Linked DNA regions of Homo sapiens: region 2 is linked to region 1. A link is an interaction called in ENCODE POLR2A ChIA-PET data of the cell type or tissue named here. Cell type or tissue: GM12878. All regions are shown on one strand. Links, peaks and the distances in the headings refer to the core of each region. The heading gives the core; the rest is flanking DNA. Region 1 overlaps SCUBE2 (signal peptide, CUB domain and EGF like domain containing 2). Region 2 overlaps SWAP70 (switching B cell complex subunit SWAP70).

The links. ChIA-PET counts read pairs that join two places held together with the same protein. Peaks named below come from ENCODE experiments on the same cell type or tissue, not always from the same donor. Only the 100,000 strongest peaks of a DNase experiment are listed, where the experiment ranks them.
Region 2: POLR2A ChIA-PET joins it to region 1 with 6 read pairs; 1 of 35 experiments calls an interaction of 5 or more read pairs at or near these places.

The regions. Positions count from the first base shown.
Region 1 is chr11:9,059,713-9,062,623 of GRCh38, reverse strand. SCUBE2 (signal peptide, CUB domain and EGF like domain containing 2) reads left to right here. Exons shown (of 23, transcript NM_001367977.2): 8 at 2,100-2,216. NRIP3-DT (NRIP3 divergent transcript) reads right to left here. Exons shown (of 3, transcript NR_183663.1): 2 at 2,885-2,911. Among named protein-coding and RNA genes, the nearest start is that of MIR5691, 29 kb to the left of the region's middle. RefSeq lists enhancers at 1,473-1,522, 1,543-1,592 and a silencer at 1,683-1,732. In GM12878, for the core only: a CTCF peak has its summit at 1,839 (motif pointing right); a DNase peak (open chromatin) is centred at 1,683; H3K27ac peaks cover 425 bases.
Region 2 is chr11:9,673,678-9,676,588 of GRCh38, reverse strand. The region is part of intron 1 of SWAP70 (switching B cell complex subunit SWAP70); the gene reads right to left. Among named protein-coding and RNA genes, the nearest start is that of SWAP70, 11 kb to the right of the region's middle. RefSeq lists an enhancer at 249-783. In GM12878, for the core only: no CTCF peak of the experiment used is centred there; no DNase peak of the experiment used is centred there; H3K4me3 peaks cover 1,826 bases; H3K27ac peaks cover 1,498 bases.

The DNA.
Region 1 (2,911 bases), core at 304-2,803:
CTCCTCTTCTGTTCTCTAGATTATCTTTGTTTCCTCCAGGTTTCTTTTTCCCCGTTGGTTTGATCTGGTATATTCATTCCGTATTAGAGGCTTTCCAGAAATGTCTAGTGATTCTTGACCGACTTTTCATATTTAACAGTAAAATACTAAAAAGCCAATTGGATATTCTATTGATTTGTGGGCTTCATGTTTGGGTGACGAGGCAGTGACATAGCCATTTCATCTGGAGATCCTCGAATGCTAATATCGTTAGGTCTTTTTGCTTGGGCAGGTCAATTTAGCCGGAGAGGAGTCCTTCAACCACCTGCCTGTAGGCTTGGCTGCTAGCATCCTGGGTTGCAGTGTTGTTTCAACATAGCTTTTTGGAACTTTCAATGGCTGTTATTTTAACATAGCTTTTGGAATTTTCAATGGCTTTAAATCTGCCAGTAGGGAGCTGAAGGAGTTGGGGGAAGAGGGATGAGGGTTAGAGATCTCTTTTTCAGGGTATAGACTTTCACCTGATGGTGACACCCTCTCCTCCTCTGCTATTCCTGGTGCCCTTGAGCCTGGTACCTCTCTGGTCCAGACTTCTCTGCTATAGCCAGAATAGGAGAAGGGTAGTCACATGACTATGTGGAGTTAAGGAGGAGCTCTGGGGTTTATCTCTTTCATATGTAGACTCTCCATAATCTTCCTGTTCTTAACTCCGTCCTCATTTCTGCCTCTAGAATAACTTGATACCTCCAATTCCTGAGTCTTTCTGGGACTCTGGGGCTCACAGGAGTTTACCAGCTGTTGGCACCCCCTCTGCAGACTGCTAGGATCTAGCTTTCTTCTACGCCAGATACTGCTCTCCTGCTAACATGTCACTTCCAGAATGTTTGACATCTTTTATCTATTGTCTTTTCTCCTATTTTCTTTGTCCTTAAGGATTTATACTTTAAAAAATCAATTGATTCTCATATTCGTGAGGTTTTGAAAGGAACAGAGATAAACATACATGTACTATCTGCATATTTAATTAGGATTAAGCTTGTTCCCTTTAGGGTTCCTTCTTTTTTTTTTTTTTTCTTTTCTTTTCTTGAGACAGGGTCTCGCTGTATTGCTCAGGCTGGAGTGCAGTGGCACAAACATGGCTCACTGCACCCTTGACCTCCTGGGCTCAAGTGATCTTCCTGCTTCAGCCTCCCGAGTAGCTGGGACCACAGGTGTGCGTCACCAGGCCTCGCTAATTTTTTAAAATTTGTGTAGAGATGGGGGTCTCACCACGTGGCCCAGGCTGGTCTTGAACCCCTGGGCTCAGGTGATCCTCCTGCCTCAGCCTCCCAAAGTGTTGGGATTACAGGGGTAAGCCACCACCCTCGCCACCACCCCCCACCCCCAGCCTTTAAAGTGAGGTAGCTATGGTAGAAAAATCATGTTTCTGGGTGCCTAGATGCTAACAATTCAATGAATGTTGAATAGCACTTGTCTATTACTTGGACTAACTGTATGAGATACAGAACTAGAAGGCTGTTTGCTTATTGTTCCTCATCTCCATTGTTGCAATTTAACAATTGTGGCTTATTTTTCACGTGGTTATGACAGGGCTTTCTCCTTTCAGGGAAAGTGAAACTTCAAATTTGAGTAAATTGGCAGTTGCAAGGATGAAGTCAGTAGTCTACAACAAGGCAGTGGTTGGGGCGGCGATGCTTACCCACTCTTGCTTTGCCCATTACTCATATCGAAAGGAGAAGGTTCAAGATTAAGAAAGGACCATCCCCTTTGCCCTGTTCTGCACTCACCTCTAGCCTGCCAGATGTGGTCCTACTTAGGTTGCTGGCTGCAGATCAGCAGGAACTTTCAGTGGCTTTAAATTTGCCAGTAGGGGGAGTGGCTCTGCAGATTGGGAGACATCTTTATCCCTCTGGTCACCCTGACAGTCTTCCTCAGAAACTAGAACTCATTTAGGGGGGTGGGAGGAGCTGCACCTGCTCTCCCTCTAGCCCATCTGCAGGTAGCAGAGACTTGGGGTATGACCATGAGTACCCCACCATGCTTCTTGGCTTCTGTGACCTTCGTCAGCTGTATCAGCACTTCTTTGGGAAGCTAATTGTCTTTTCTTACCTCCTTGCCAGAAACGTGTGCTGTCAACAATGGAGGCTGTGACCGCACCTGTAAGGATACTTCGACAGGTGTCCACTGCAGTTGTCCTGTTGGATTCACTCTCCAGTTGGATGGGAAGACATGTAAAGGTAGCCTTCACCTCCCCAGGGAGACTGGGTGCCCTGTTATGGAGGGAGGGCCCATGCCGCTAACATATGGGGATAAAGGCAACATACCCTCCATACCCCACGTGACTCGAGATTTGCTTATGATTCATATCAATGGGAGCTTTTTCCCCCTGGGCTAGTGGAAGGTTATAACTGAGTAAGCTTAATTAGAACCAACACTTAATTACACTAATTGTTGAGGAGGTCAGCCTCTACAAGCATCAAATAATTCATTTCAGACAGTGGCCTTATTAGAAAAAGGCAGTTAAAGGAAGCATTCATTTGCAGGAGATAATATCAACATATCATACATAATAGCCTAGAGATTATTATATAAATAACAGTCAAGATGATTATCCAGAGGACTTAATGAATAACTGTACCATTAACTTTTACTGATGAAGAGCGACCCCAATGACTTGCTCATATTTCATGGGCAAGAGTACAAAGGATTAGCCCTTTAGCATGATAAAAAGTAGATAACCAATTGCCAGACGAAACTGGGAAAAGATAAGATTGAGTATCAGGAATCATTTTAAAACATTGAGGCTATTTGATCATTGTGTAATTTGCCAAAACAAATGCTCTAGTCCTTTATAGCTTTAATCATTAAACTTGAATACATAGTGTACTAAAGAGACCCATCTTACCTTGAGAGAGCAATACAAAGATGAGAA
Region 2 (2,911 bases), core at 249-2,748, 610 kb before region 1:
ACTTAACAACTATTTACACAGCATTTATATTGCATTAGGTATTATAAGTAATCTAGAGATAATTTAAAGTATAAAGAAAGATATACATAGGTTATATGCAAATATTATGCCATTTTATATAAGAGTCTTGAGCATCCTACGATTTTGGTATCTGCAGGGAGTCCTGGAACCAATCCCCCAAGGATACCAAGGGACAAACTGTACAAACAAAAGAAGAGCACCAAAACCAAACCAAGGGGGAAAAATGGTGGAAAAAATGTCTAACGTTGAATTCAACTACATTTACTCAGCTACCTATGTGCACCTAGCACCTTCCTATAAAGAAAACCCCTTTCCATCTCTCTCAATACAGTTTTCAGTCTACCATCAGTTAACACAGAATATACTAAAATTGCAATCAAAACAGATAATACAGTCTTAAACTATACGGTTTGTTCTAAGAAAGGACTATTCATGAATACAAGTTTAAAAGCAAGTAGAAAATGTGTTTCTGGAAGTCTGTTTCCCCACTATTAGCCTATTGCTATCTACTTCAGCTGCTGAAAAGCAAGTAAATCTTTGCTTAAGAAAAAGCTCAAAACAATCACTTAGTGTTCCTGGTTAGTTCAGCCTGAAAAACCAAGTAACACCAAATCAACATGACAATCAGTTGTATTTAACAATCCAATTGCAAATCAAGTTAACAGAGCTGATGACTTCTATGAACGTGCACAGGATGGGTGCAGAGATAAAGGCCTACGTACTCTCAACTCAGGTGGGGAGCCAGTCAAGTTACAACTGGAGCCAGAGAGACAGAGCTCCCCGGTAGAAGGTGCACAGATTGCCAGGAAGATGCCCAGTGAGATTACAGGGAATGCAGGAGAAGGAAGGAGAAAAAAAATCAAGGTAAGGAAAGGGAAGCAGACAGAAGTGGTTCCCTTTTTGGGGAGAGGGGTGGTGTGCGGAGGAGGGCTTAAAGATTCGAGAAAACCTACTGACCTGCAATGACCTTATTTATGGCTATAAATATATATAATATATATAAAATATAAAACAGTTGTTTTAACAAGAAAACATTACTGTGACTAGACAACCAGCAAACATCTGTTTCTATTGTAGTTTATGTAAGCCATAAGAGGTCTTTCTCCCTTTCTCCCTTTCCCTCCCTCTGTCCCTCCCTCCTCCCTCCTCTCTCTCTCTCTCTCTCTCTCTCTCTCTCTCTCTCTCTCTCTCTCTCTCTCTCTCTCTCTCTCTCTCTCTCTCGCTCCCTCTCTCTCTCTCTCTCTCTCGCTCCCTCTCTGTTTCTTTCTTTCTTTTTCTTTGGATACAGGGTCTCACTCTGTTTCCCAGGCTGGAGTGCAGTGGCACAATCATAGCTCACTCCAGCCTCCATCTCCTGAGTTCAGGCCATCTCCTGTCTCAGCTACAGAAGGAACTTGGACTACAGGCGTGTGCCACCATACCTCTCTAACTTTTTAAATTTCTTGTCTTACTATGTTGCAAAGGCTGGTCTCAAACTCCTGGGTTCAAGTGATCCATTTGCCTCAATCTCCAAAAGTGCTAGTATTACAGGCATGAGCCACTGCACCTGGCCTAGGAGTGGCTTCTATTTTTTAAATTTAAAATTTTTTTTTTTTTTTTGAGACGGAGTCTCGCTCTGTCGCCCAGGCTGGAGGGCAGTGGCATAATCTCCGCTCACTGCAAGCTCTGCCTCCCGGGTTCACACCATTCTCCTGCCTCAGCCTCCCGAGTAGCTGGGACTACAGCCGCCCGCCACCACGCCCAGCTAATTTCTTTTTTTGTATTTTTGGTAGAGAAGGGGTTTCACCGTGTTAGCCAGGATGGTCTCCATCTCCTGACCTCGTGATCCGCCCACCTCGGCCTCCCAAAGTGCTGGGATTACAGGCATGAGCCACCGCACCCAGCCTATTTATTTATTTTTGAGACAAAGTCTTGCTCTGTCACCCAGGCTGCAATACAGTGGCACTATCTCAGCTCACTGAAACCTCCTCCTCCTGAGTAGCTGGGACCACAGGTGCCCACCACCATGTCCAGCTAATTTTTAAATTTTTTGTAGAGATAAAGTCTCACTATATTTTCCAGGCTGTTTTCAAACTCCTGGCTTCAAGCAATCCTCCTGCCTCAGCTTTCCAAAGTTCTGGGATTATAGTCATGAGCCACTGCACCCAGCTTCCCAAGGGTTTTTTTTAAATCTGTGTTCTATAGTTCGATTTTATTGATAAGTTTGACAAAAGTCTGTCTGCAACATGTGATATTATGAGACAGAGATATACATAGATAAATATATATAGGTTTTCATCCATGGTCCCTGGCTCATAACGCCATAGCCCTTGTTATAATGTTGGGGTGCTTTAGGCCTCAGAAGCAGGTCTCAGAAAACAGAATCTCAGCCAGGTGCAGTGGCTCACACCTGTAATCCCAGCACTTTGGGAGGCCGAGGTGGGCAGATCACTTGAGGTCAGGAGTTTGAGACCAGCCTGGCCAACACGGCGAAACTCGGTCTCTACTAAAAAATACAAAAATTAGCCGGGTATGGTGGCATACACCTGTAACCCCAGCTACTTGGGAGGCTGAGGTAGGAGAATCGCTTGAACCCAGGAGGCAGAGGTTGCAGTGAGCCAAGATCATGCCATTGCACTCCAGCCTGGGCGACAGAGCGGGATTCCATCTCAAACAAACAAACAAACAAACAAACAAATAAATCAATGAAAAAAGAAAACAAATCTCTCTCTCTCTCTCTGACCTTCTGCCCTTTTTTCGCCTGCTCCTTTTTCTCCCCAAGGCAGGCCGTAGAAACTAAAAATATAATCTCATCTCCCCCAACCTTTCTATCTTGGAGCTGGCCATAAAGAAATTCTCTGACCTTCCTTGTCTAATTGAAGGCCACAAGACCTTCATTTCAGAAGGGGTC